Regions from separate parts of the Mus musculus genome. Here region 1 is linked to region 2. The links are chromatin loops, found by intact Hi-C in ENCODE. Cell type or tissue: heart. All regions are shown on one strand. Links, peaks and the distances in the headings refer to the core of each region. The heading gives the core; the rest is flanking DNA. Region 1 holds the start of Olfr583 (olfactory receptor 583). Region 2 holds the start of Olfr566 (olfactory receptor 566).

What was found. Hi-C counts contacts between places; a loop is a spot of excess contacts. Peaks named below come from ENCODE experiments on the same cell type or tissue, not always from the same donor. Only the 100,000 strongest peaks of a DNase experiment are listed, where the experiment ranks them.
Region 1: a loop joins it to region 2, with 8 times the contacts of the local background. A loop is called at or near these places in 3 of 42 quality-filtered maps.

Annotation. Positions count from the first base shown.
Region 1 is chr7:103,049,394-103,054,791 of GRCm38, reverse strand. Olfr583 (olfactory receptor 583) reads right to left here and starts at 3,492. Exons shown (of 1, transcript NM_146757.1): 1 at 2,533-3,492. The coding sequence starts at 3,492. The coding sequence ends at 2,533. In heart, for the core only: no CTCF peak of the experiment used is centred there; no DNase peak of the experiment used is centred there.
Region 2 is chr7:102,854,928-102,860,325 of GRCm38, reverse strand. It overlaps Olfr566 (olfactory receptor 566), which reads left to right and starts at 1,561. Exons shown (of 2, transcript NM_001011536.2): 1 at 1,561-1,644; 2 at 3,024-4,005. The coding sequence starts at 3,046. The coding sequence ends at 4,005. In heart, for the core only: no CTCF peak of the experiment used is centred there; no DNase peak of the experiment used is centred there.

The DNA of each region.
Region 1 (5,398 bases), core at 130-5,129, 190 kb before region 2:
TAAACTATTCAATTTTTCTCAGAAATTTTTATATATTTGTAGATATAAATTGAATGTACACATTAGATTCATCATTAAGTATTTAATATTAAATTGTAATAATAAGTACCTTATAAATTACATCTTTTATGCCTTTAACAACTAAATATTAAAACAAAGTCAGTTTATATTAGCTCTTTTTTCCCTAAAGAAACTCCAAACTTAGGTTTATTTTCTAATATTTTTTAAAATTTACTCTCTTATATAACTCATCTCAACTTCAGGTTCCCCTATTTCCACTCCTCTCAATTCCCAATCACACACCTCTCTCCATCCTCAGATTCACTACATATGCATTATTTCTGCCTATAAGACAAAACATGCTATTTCTGTTTCCTAATCTTACTTATTTAAAACAATGATCATCAGTTCCATTTATTTTCCTTCAAATGGTAGAATCTCATTTCTCTCTTTAAAAAAAGATTTATTTATTATTATATCTAAGTACACTGTAGTTGTCTTCAGATGCACCAGAAGAGAGCGTCAGATCTCATTACAGATGGTTGTGAGCCACCATGTGGTTGCTGGGATTTGAACTCAGGACCTTCAGAAGAGTAGTCAGTGCTCTTAACCACTGAGCCAGTTCTACTGCATGTATATATACCATACCGTGTTCTTTTTATCAATTAATATGTTGATTGACATCTAAGCTGATACAAATTTTTAACTATTATGAATAGTACTGCAAAAAAATGACCATGTAAGTACATCTATAGTATGGTAATAAGAGTTTTCAGAAGATATAAGTGAGACGATATAGCTGGATCAAGTAGTACTGACATTTGTAGTTCTTTGAAGATGATCCTTACCAATTTCCATAGTAGCTGTACCATGTTACACTTGCTCCATAAAGATTCTTCTTTCCCCATATTTTAAGTAGCATTTGTTTGCTTGTTTACTTGGTTAGCATCTGACTGATGAAAGATGGAATCTGCAGGTAGTATTCATTTGTCTTTCTATGATGGCAGACTAGCAGACATTTATTTGACATCTGTGCTAATTTTCACAGCTGTCTACTTCATTAACTCACTTATGATATGGAGGAGAACATTTAATATTTGCACTTCATATATTCTGCTTATCAATTCCTAACTGATATGTAGTTCATAATAATTTTACAGTTCAACAAAAGTAATCATTTAATTTGCTGTGCAGAAGCTTCTTAACTTCATATGATCATGTTTGTTAATATTTAGGAATACTTCCAATACCAGTGGAGTCTATTTTGGAACAGTTTATGCCTCTATCTTGATGTGTTTTCTCTGTATTTTCCTCTACCAGTTTCAACATTTCATATTTTATGTTGTTTCTTTAATATCTATTTTGAGTTTCTAATTTTTTTCAGAAACTGGATTTATTTTCATTTTTATATATGGATACCCTAGTATAACAGCAAGTTTCTGCAATTTTATATTTACCAGCTTCTCCTCTTACATCTTTAGCTTGTCTTACTTCTCCTGTGGGTTACATAAGAGCAAAGGTCTCTACTTTGTCTGTGGCTTTAGAACAGTGCAAAATGTAATAGTGGGCATTTAAAAATCAATTTGTACTCCAGTGAGTTCAGAAGAAATTCTGTGTTTTCTTTATCTCAAGGCCTATTTCAGATATGGCCTATGATTTTAAAATTTATATTCCCTCATGAATATTGTACACACAATATTGAAAACTCCTTACATTCTTCTAAAGAATTCCTTCCAAAATATTTTTGATGTGTCCTTGGAAATCCTTAAATTTCAGAGTGTAAACAAAACTGGGTACAGTTCTACTTTTGAGTTATCAGCCATAATAATATTAAATGCATTATTTTAAATTTTTGCCCATGTCCATGCTTCATGTACATATTCAAAAGTTTATGGAACACAATGGTGTATTTATTCTTATCATGTATATCATGTATTGTCTCTGAGTACAACAAGCTAAGTAGTTTTGAAAAAGCTATGAAACTGAAAACCAAGGCATGGATTCACGGTGATGCACACTTTATTTCTTGCCATGGAGGATCTGCCCTAGGAACGTTCAGCAGAGTGCATAACACAGAGTGTGGTGTCTAGGATGTGGGAATCATAGACCAAAATATCAATTCTGATCCACGTTAGATATGTGGCCTGGGTGTCTCTAGGGCTTCATTTAATCAACAGTGTACATTTTAATTGTAAATAGTTACTCATTTTGTTGCACCATTTTGAAGGATAGGCAGAATATGTCTTGTGAACCATTTGAGAAAACCTAGCACAAAACAATCAGGACATGTCAGTAACTTTGAGCAATAATTTAATTGCTTAATCATGACTCTTAACATTTCCCAATTAGGCTGTACAACTCATGCAAATCAGAGCAAACTTTTAACAGAAAACGTCTAAATATTCATTAAACCTTGATAAATAAATTGAAAACTTGACAACTCCAACATCGAATGGGGAAATCTCCAACCACATTTGCTTTTGGAGCATGAAAATCAGACCTGAATTTTAAAAAGGTAAGAGTTCTCTGTGTTCATTTTGCAAAGAGCAAACTAAGAATAGCCTTTCTGATTTGCTTTGTTTTCACACTGTAGATGATGGGGTTGAGCACAGGGGGCAAAAGAAGGTAAACATTGGCCATCATTGTATGGACTACCTTGGGCACTGACCGACCATAGCGATGCACCAGAGACAGACTAAACGTAGGGATGTAGAAAACTGCAACTGCTGCAATGTGGGACACACAGGTGCTAAAGGCCTTGTGCCTTTCTTCAGAGAAAGCAATATTGAGGACAGAGCGAATGATGAGTATATAAGATAAGACAATGCAGGGAATATCTACCCCTGTGGTCAGAATGAGATCAACCAGTCCACAGATGCTATTTGCCCGAGTGTCTGAACATGCTAACTTAATCACATCTGGATGATAACAGTAGGAGTGGGAGAGGGTATTCCTTTTACAGAAAGAGACAGGTTTAAGGAGCAGAAGTAGTGGAACTGTTAATAGTAGAGTGTGCATTATCACTAGGAAACCTATCTGAATAATTCTAGAATTCATAAGAATCATGGTATATCTAAGAGGTTTGTAGATCGCTACATAACGATCAAAAGCCATAGCCACTAACACTCCAGATTCTGTACATGTGAACCCATGGAGAAAAAACATCTGAACAATGCAAAAATCTAGACTGATTTCATTTGCCTGAAACCACAGGATTCTCAAGGTGGTTGACATTGTAGAAAAAGTCAAACCCAGGTCAGTGGCAGAGAGCACGGAGAGGAAATAGTACATAGGTTCATGCAGGCTATGCTGGGTCACAATGATGAAGAGGATCATGCTGTTGCCAGAGAGGGCGGTGGCATAAAGACAACAGAAAGGGATGGAGATCCAGCCATGAGCAGACTCTAGGCCAGGAATGCCAGTCAACAAGAAGGTTGGTAATTTCGATGTGAAGTTGCTTAGGAATTCTGTGTTGTCTTGCATTTGTAGCATTTGCCTTCACAATGCTCACATCCTAAGAAGTAACAAATTGTACTTATTTAAAAATATTTAATCCATTTTCTGATTAGAAAAACTACTCTAGGAAATTAATTCTGTTGTTCAGAAAACTAAAATTTATTAATTTAGGTATTGAAATTAGAGACATTTAGAATATACAAAGCTTTATATTCTTAAACCAAGAAACTAATCACATAAATTTATACACTTATATATTCATCTTCATATTTATAGACATTTAAGTTTCACAGGATTTTGTGCATAAATAGTGATTTCTAAAATGGCAAACAATAAGAATCTTCCAGTGTGAGAGACTCCAATCTTAGAAACACAGAAAACAAGCACATTTAATTCTTAATTTGCTAGGCTTAAAGTGAGCCGGAAAAACCTTCTTAAAGACTTTGTTTCTCTGGATTGGTCCTGCTGGTGTGACTCTTCAGACATAGAACTCTAGAAGCAATCACTTTGATCCCACATTATGGGTGAATAGCTGAAGAGAGTTGGCATTTAAAGGAAAATAATGAAGACAGAATATTGTGAACGTTAATAGGATAGATTACATTTTCTAAGCTATGGGATGCCTGAATGCTTTATGAGAACTATAAAACAAACAAACAAACAAACCGAGTGCATGGTACCCCCTATGTTTGACAGCAGTGCTGAACTGCTTGAGCACCCAACTCTAGTAAGCATGGAAACATTCCAATGCAGGTCAGAGTAGTTGTGACCTTGGGAAAGGCAGGTGCCCTCTCTGCACTGAAACTGACAATCAGCAGGGGTGGATTAGTGAGCAGATGGAGAAATTGTGCTGGTACTCTAGTTTGGTTCATTTTCAGAAACTTAGCAGTTAAGACAATTACAGAAATAGAATGTGACAAAAGGAGAGGTGTTTTGCAAAAGGGGGATAAACAAATTTATAAACTGTGATTATAGATACTGTAAGTAGTCATGAATTTTAGATAATGAGTGATAGGATTCAGTTGATACATAAGAGTTTGAAAGTCAGGTGATTGAGCTCAGCCCAGGAGAGTAATTAGATCTCAGAAAGATGAGGTTTAGCATTTTCAGTGACACTAAGGTGTATCAAGAAGTAGGTTGATCGAAAGTCACTCCAGGGAAATTTTCACTCAATACTTATGATTCTCCCAGGGAATTATGAAGAGTAGATTTTGTTTTTTTATCCACTAGTATCCAAATAGATAAATTTTGGCTTGAGGACAAGGTAGAAGATACATTTAGACAGGAAGATGATTTTACAGGCATGTTTAGGATTTATTCAATTAAAATTATAAATTACATGATTAATGTCTAGGATTACTAAAAATTAAACACTGACAATATTACCTATCCTGTTAAGGTTTTCAGTCAAATTTGCTTTATACTAATAAATATCATGTAACCTACTTTGAATTTACCATGTTTTCTTGCTTTCTTCTATTGTTGTTAAATCATGAATTTCATCTCTGAGAGTAATCATTACAATATTCAGCTACAAACTGTTTGATAATATTATATGGGACTCTAAAGATATGGTAGAATATAGAATTACTTGAAAATTCTGTAAGCTAGTTTGAATATTTATGTGTAGGTAATAAACATACACAAAGACAACACAGTGAGCATCATTATCTATCTTACCAGGGCCTTGTAGAAACAGGAACTTTCTATGTCTTTACTAGCAGAGACAGAACAGGCTATCATGCTGGGAACTGTGGGTCTTTTAGTAAGTTTGAACTGAACTGTGGGATTATATCCAAGATGTGGATCTCTCTGGGGAAACTGACAAAGAACAAACAACATATATAAAAATGTAAGGCATTACCACTGAATCCCAAGGCTGTAAGCTACCAACTTCAGTGAACAGTAGTACCGAGGAGTCCTGAATGATAAACAAAGGAAA
Region 2 (5,398 bases), core at 181-5,180:
TCTAATGCTCTACTGATAGCTAGCCCACTCTACTAAAGATTATTTTCTTATCATATCCACTTGTGACCACAAAGAGCTAGAGTGTTCATTTCTTTCTCATTCTTCCCTTAGGATAACATATAAAATGAACAAGTCAATCAGGTCCTATCTCCATCCCAAGATCAGTTGAGATTTGCCAACAAGGCATTGTAGCAACAATTTGCCCAGGAAACAGACTTGAGGAAATGTTTATAAATAATTTTTTAATTATATGGCTAACAGTAAGTGAAGGCCTAGAGGCTGGACAGTAAGGCACTGTTGTATTGGGGCCTATTGTGCCTTTAACTTTCTAAGAGAAAAACTGTCCCTCAAGGGCATAATTCCACAATTGTTTTTATTTGTTATATATATTTGCTTTATAATTTGTATATCTTTGTGAACTGGGTGCTTTTGTTCATAAGTGTATGTACAGCTTAAAAGCATGAAGATATGAATGAATTAATGGTCACAATTTGCCCTCAGTCAGTGACTCTTCTATTTTATTCTTATTCTTTAATAAAAAACACAAAACATCAAAATAAATAGAAGTTTTACACAACGTGAGAAATGTCTGAGATGGGTAAAGTATACACAAGGCCTTGATCTCACACCTTGTATACAGGTATTAAAGTACCATATTGTGCTCCACAGTTTTTTATACTTATCATCTATCACACTCTATTGCTGAAGACACCACATATCTGAGTCAGGAAACATAGAAATCAATCAATGAGTGCTGATCTTAATACTTTATTCCTACTGGCTAGCTTTCATTGAACTAAAAGATTCTAGACACAATCTTACTCTTCTGTACACGTTATGAGCAACAATGATACCTTGACAAGTTATGCCCACTGATGCAATAGTGGTTCAATGTTACTGATAAGTGACTGATTTCTGATCGTATGTAAGGCCTCTCCACTAATAAAACTCATACCTGGCAGCGTTACTGGGGCCAGGAACCTTGGCTAGATATGCTATAGGACCTAGGGTAGAACCCTAGGACTATTATTCTGCTAGTGGGCATAGTATTAAAATGACTGCTAATCATTATCACTATACTCATAGGTTAGGGCATCCATCAATTCTTGCATTAGACTGAAATTAAAAGAAACCCAAAATTTGTCAACATTCAGAGAATAAGAGATTACAGAGTACGAAGTCATAAATGGGACATCTTGATAGCATTCTTTCCCACAAGACTCTGAGATCATCACAGAAGTGTGGAAATATTGTTCATCCAGAGGTGATGATGATGTTTTGTAGACCCAACAATACTCATAAGAACTCACAGGGAGTGTGACAGACTGCATAAGAAACAGCACATCACTATGGAGAGCAAACTGTGTATGAATTCTTCAGTTTCCTTTGTTTATCATTCAAGACTCTGGGGGACTGCTGTTTATTTGAGTTATTAGCTTAAAACCTTTTGGGATTTAATGGTGACACCCTACATTTTAAAATATGTTGCTTGTTCTTTGCCAATTTCCCCAGAGAAATTCACATCTTGCATATAATCCCACAGTTCAGTTCAAACTTACTAAAAAGTCCGTAGGTCCCAGCATGATAGCCTGTTCTGTCTCTGCTAGCAAAGACATAGAAAGTTCCTGTTTCCACAAGGCCCTGGTAAGATAGATAATGATGCTCACTGTGCTGTCTTTGTATATGTTTTTTACCTACACATAAGTATTCAAATAGGTTTATAAAAAATTCTGGTAATCATTTAGTATATCTTATATTGGAATCCATATAATAGCAGTTTGTAGCTCTAGTTCCTCTCAGATAGGATTGAAACTCATGAAATTTAAGATGTAACAAAAAAACGAAAATAGCATGAAAAATGGTTAATTAAAAACACATTAGAAGATATCTATTAGCATAAAGGAAATTCTTGCTAAATTTGACTGAAAAACTTTAACAGGGTAAGGAATATTCCTACTATTTAATATTTTACCTAGTGTCGATAAAAAATGTTTCACCTCTTCTTTCTGAGAACTAATTACTCTCCTGTGCTGAGCTCAATCACATGATGCTTTCAAACATTTAAATATCAACTAAATCCTCTCAGTCATTATCTAAAACTCATGACTATTACTGTATCTATAATCACAGTTCATAAATTAGTGTATTTATCTAAATTCTTCCCATTTCAAAACACCCCCATACCTCTTATAGCCTAGATTAGTCACACTCTATCTCTGTCTTTTCCTTAGCTGCTAAGTTTCTGAAAATGAAACAAACGATAGAACCACCACAATTTCCCCATCCACTCCCTAATACACACCCAGTGATTGGCACTTTCAGTGTCGGCGAGGGCACCTGCCTTTCCCACAATCAACAACTACTCTGAACTCCTTTTGATTGTTTCAGTGTTTAGTAGAGGTGGCTGCTCAAGCACTTCAGCATTGTTAACAACATATACACAGGAGGTTACCAGGGTGTCTCCTCTTTCGTGGCTCTCACAAACCATTCAGGTTCTCCTAAACTTCCAAAATACTTTGTCTTCATTATTTTCTTTTAATAACCTACTCTCCTTGGCTGTTCACCTGTTCTGTGGGATTTAAAAGAATATTCCTAGAAAGCTATGTCTAGAGAGTCACACCTGAAGGTCCATTCCAAATGCCTGGACATCTTTAAGTAGGCTTCTATTGATCACTTTAAACCTGACTTATTAAAAATAAATTTATGCTTGTTTTCCTGTGTTCCAGTGACTCTCCCACATTAAAACATTCCTATTTTTTTTGCATTCTTAGAAATGACTATTTATTCACATAATCTGGTGAAACTTAAAATTCTAGAAATATAAAAATAAATATATATGCACATTTATGTGAAAAATATTTACTTGGTTTAACAGTAAAAAAACTATTCTAAATATCTAATTATAATTACTAACGTAATAAATTTTAGTTTTCTACACAACAGAATTTATTTCCTAGAGTATTTTTTCTAATCAGAAAATTGTCTAAATACTTTCTATAACTGTATAATTTGTTACTTCTTAGGATGTGAGCACTGGACAGGCAAATGCTACATATGCAGGACAACACAGAATTCCTAAGCAACTTCACATCGCAATTACCAACCTTCTTGTTGACTGGCATTCCTGGCCTAGAGTCTGCTCACAGCTGGATCTCCATCCCTTTCTGTTGTCTTTATGCCACTGCCCTCTCTGGCAACAGCATGATCCTCTTCATCATTGTGACCCAGCATAGTCTGCATGAACCTATGTACTATTTCCTCTCTGTGCTCTCTGCCACTGACCTGGGTTTGACTTTTTCTACAATGTCAACTACCTTGAGAATCCTGTGGTTTCAGGCAAATGAAATCAGTCTAGATTTTTGCATTGTTCAGATGTTTTTTCTCCATGGATTCACATTTATAGAATCTGGAGTGCTAGTGGCTATGGCTTTTGATCGTTATGTAGCGATCTGCAACCCTCTTAGATATACCATGATTCTTACTAATTCTAGAATCATTCAGATGGGTTTCCTAGTGATAATGCGTGCTCTGTTATTAATAGTCCCACTGCTTCTGCTCCTTAAACCTGTCTCTTTCTGTAAAAGGAATACCCTCTCCCACTCCTACTGTTATCATCCAGATGTGATTAAGTTAGCATGTTCAGACACTCGAGCCAATAGCATCTGTGGACTAGTTGATCTCATTCTGACCACAGGGATAGATACTCCATGCATTGTCTTATCTTATATACTGATCATTCGCTCTGTCCTCAGTATCGCCTCCTCTGAAGAAAGGCACAAGACCTTCAGCACCTGTGTGTCCCACATTGGAGCAGTTGCAGTTTTCTACATCCCAATGTTTAGCCTGTCTCTGGTACATCGATATGGTCGGTCAGCACCCAAGGTAGTCCATACAATGATGGCCAATGTTTACCTTCTTCTACCCCCTGTGCTCAACCCCATCATCTACAGTGTGAAAACAAAACAAATCAGAAAGGCTATTCTTAGTTTGCTCTTTGCAAAATGAACACAGAATTTTCTTAACTTTTGAAAATCCTGGTGTGATTTTCATGTTCCAAAAACATTGTTGGAGATTCCCCATTAGATGTGCGTGTTTTCAAGTTTTTAATTTATTTAGCAAGGTTTAATGAATACTTAGATTTTTTTCTGTTTAAAATATGCTATGCTATGCTATGCTATGCTATGCTATGCTATGCTTTTCATGAGCTTTATAGCCTAACCAGGGAAATGTAAATTGTAATGATGAAGAAATAAAACTATTTCTCAAAGTAACTGACATTTCCTGAAAGTTTTGTGCTAGATTTTCTCAAATTGCTGACAAAGCATATTCTGCCTATCCTTCAGAACAGCACAGCAAACTGTGTAACTATTTACAATACAATTAAAATGTACACTGTTGATTAAAAGAGTCTAGAGATTTCAGGTCACACATCTACCATGGATCAGAGTTGATATTTTAATCTATGATTCCCACATCCTAGAGACCATGCTCTTTGTTAGGCACTCTGCTGAATGTCCCCAGGGCAGATCCTCCATGGCAAGAAATAAAGTGTGCATCACCTTGAATCCACGCCTTGGTTTTCAGTTTCATAGCCTTTTCAAAACTACTTAGCTTGTTGTGTTCAGAAACAATACAGGATATACATGATAAGAATAAATGGTTCAGACAAGTAATAGTCAAAAGAAAGCTTTTGTAATCCAGGATATTTGTTTGTTTGTTTATTTGTTTGTTTGTTTGATAAATGAAGTGGAATTCTGGCTCTAGAACAGACAATCAAGTAAAATAGAAGAAATCTTAGAGTAGAGGTTCTTGATTTATTTCTTAATGGTTCATTAAAATTTTTATAATAGTTTATATAATGAACAATGACTCATTAAGAATTTAATACATATGTAGCAGAGGATGGCCTTGATGGTCATCAATAGAAGAAGAGGTCCTTGGTCCTGTGAAGGTTCTATGCCCTAGTGTAGGGGAATGCCAGGGCCAGGAAGCAGAAGTGGATGGGTTGGGGGGCAGGGGGAGGGGGAAGGAGAGGGAATAGGAGATTTTCAGAGGGGAAACAAGAAAAGGGGATAACATTTGAAATGTAAATAAAGAAAATATATAATAAAACAAAAAAGAAAAAAGGAAAAAAGAATTTAATGCATGTTATTGTTATCAATCTGAAGCAAAATCAACATATTCATATTACTATGTTTTTTCCTTTGCATGGGGTAATAGAAATTAAAGGATTAGTAAACATACACCCTTCTGTACAATAAACATAAACATGACCAAAAATTAAAATAGTGCATTTAGTGGTATTATGGCTGACAGCTCAAAAGTGGTACTCTACCCAGTCTTTCTTGTAATCTGATATTTAAGGATTTCCAGGATGCATCAAGAAGATATTGTGGAC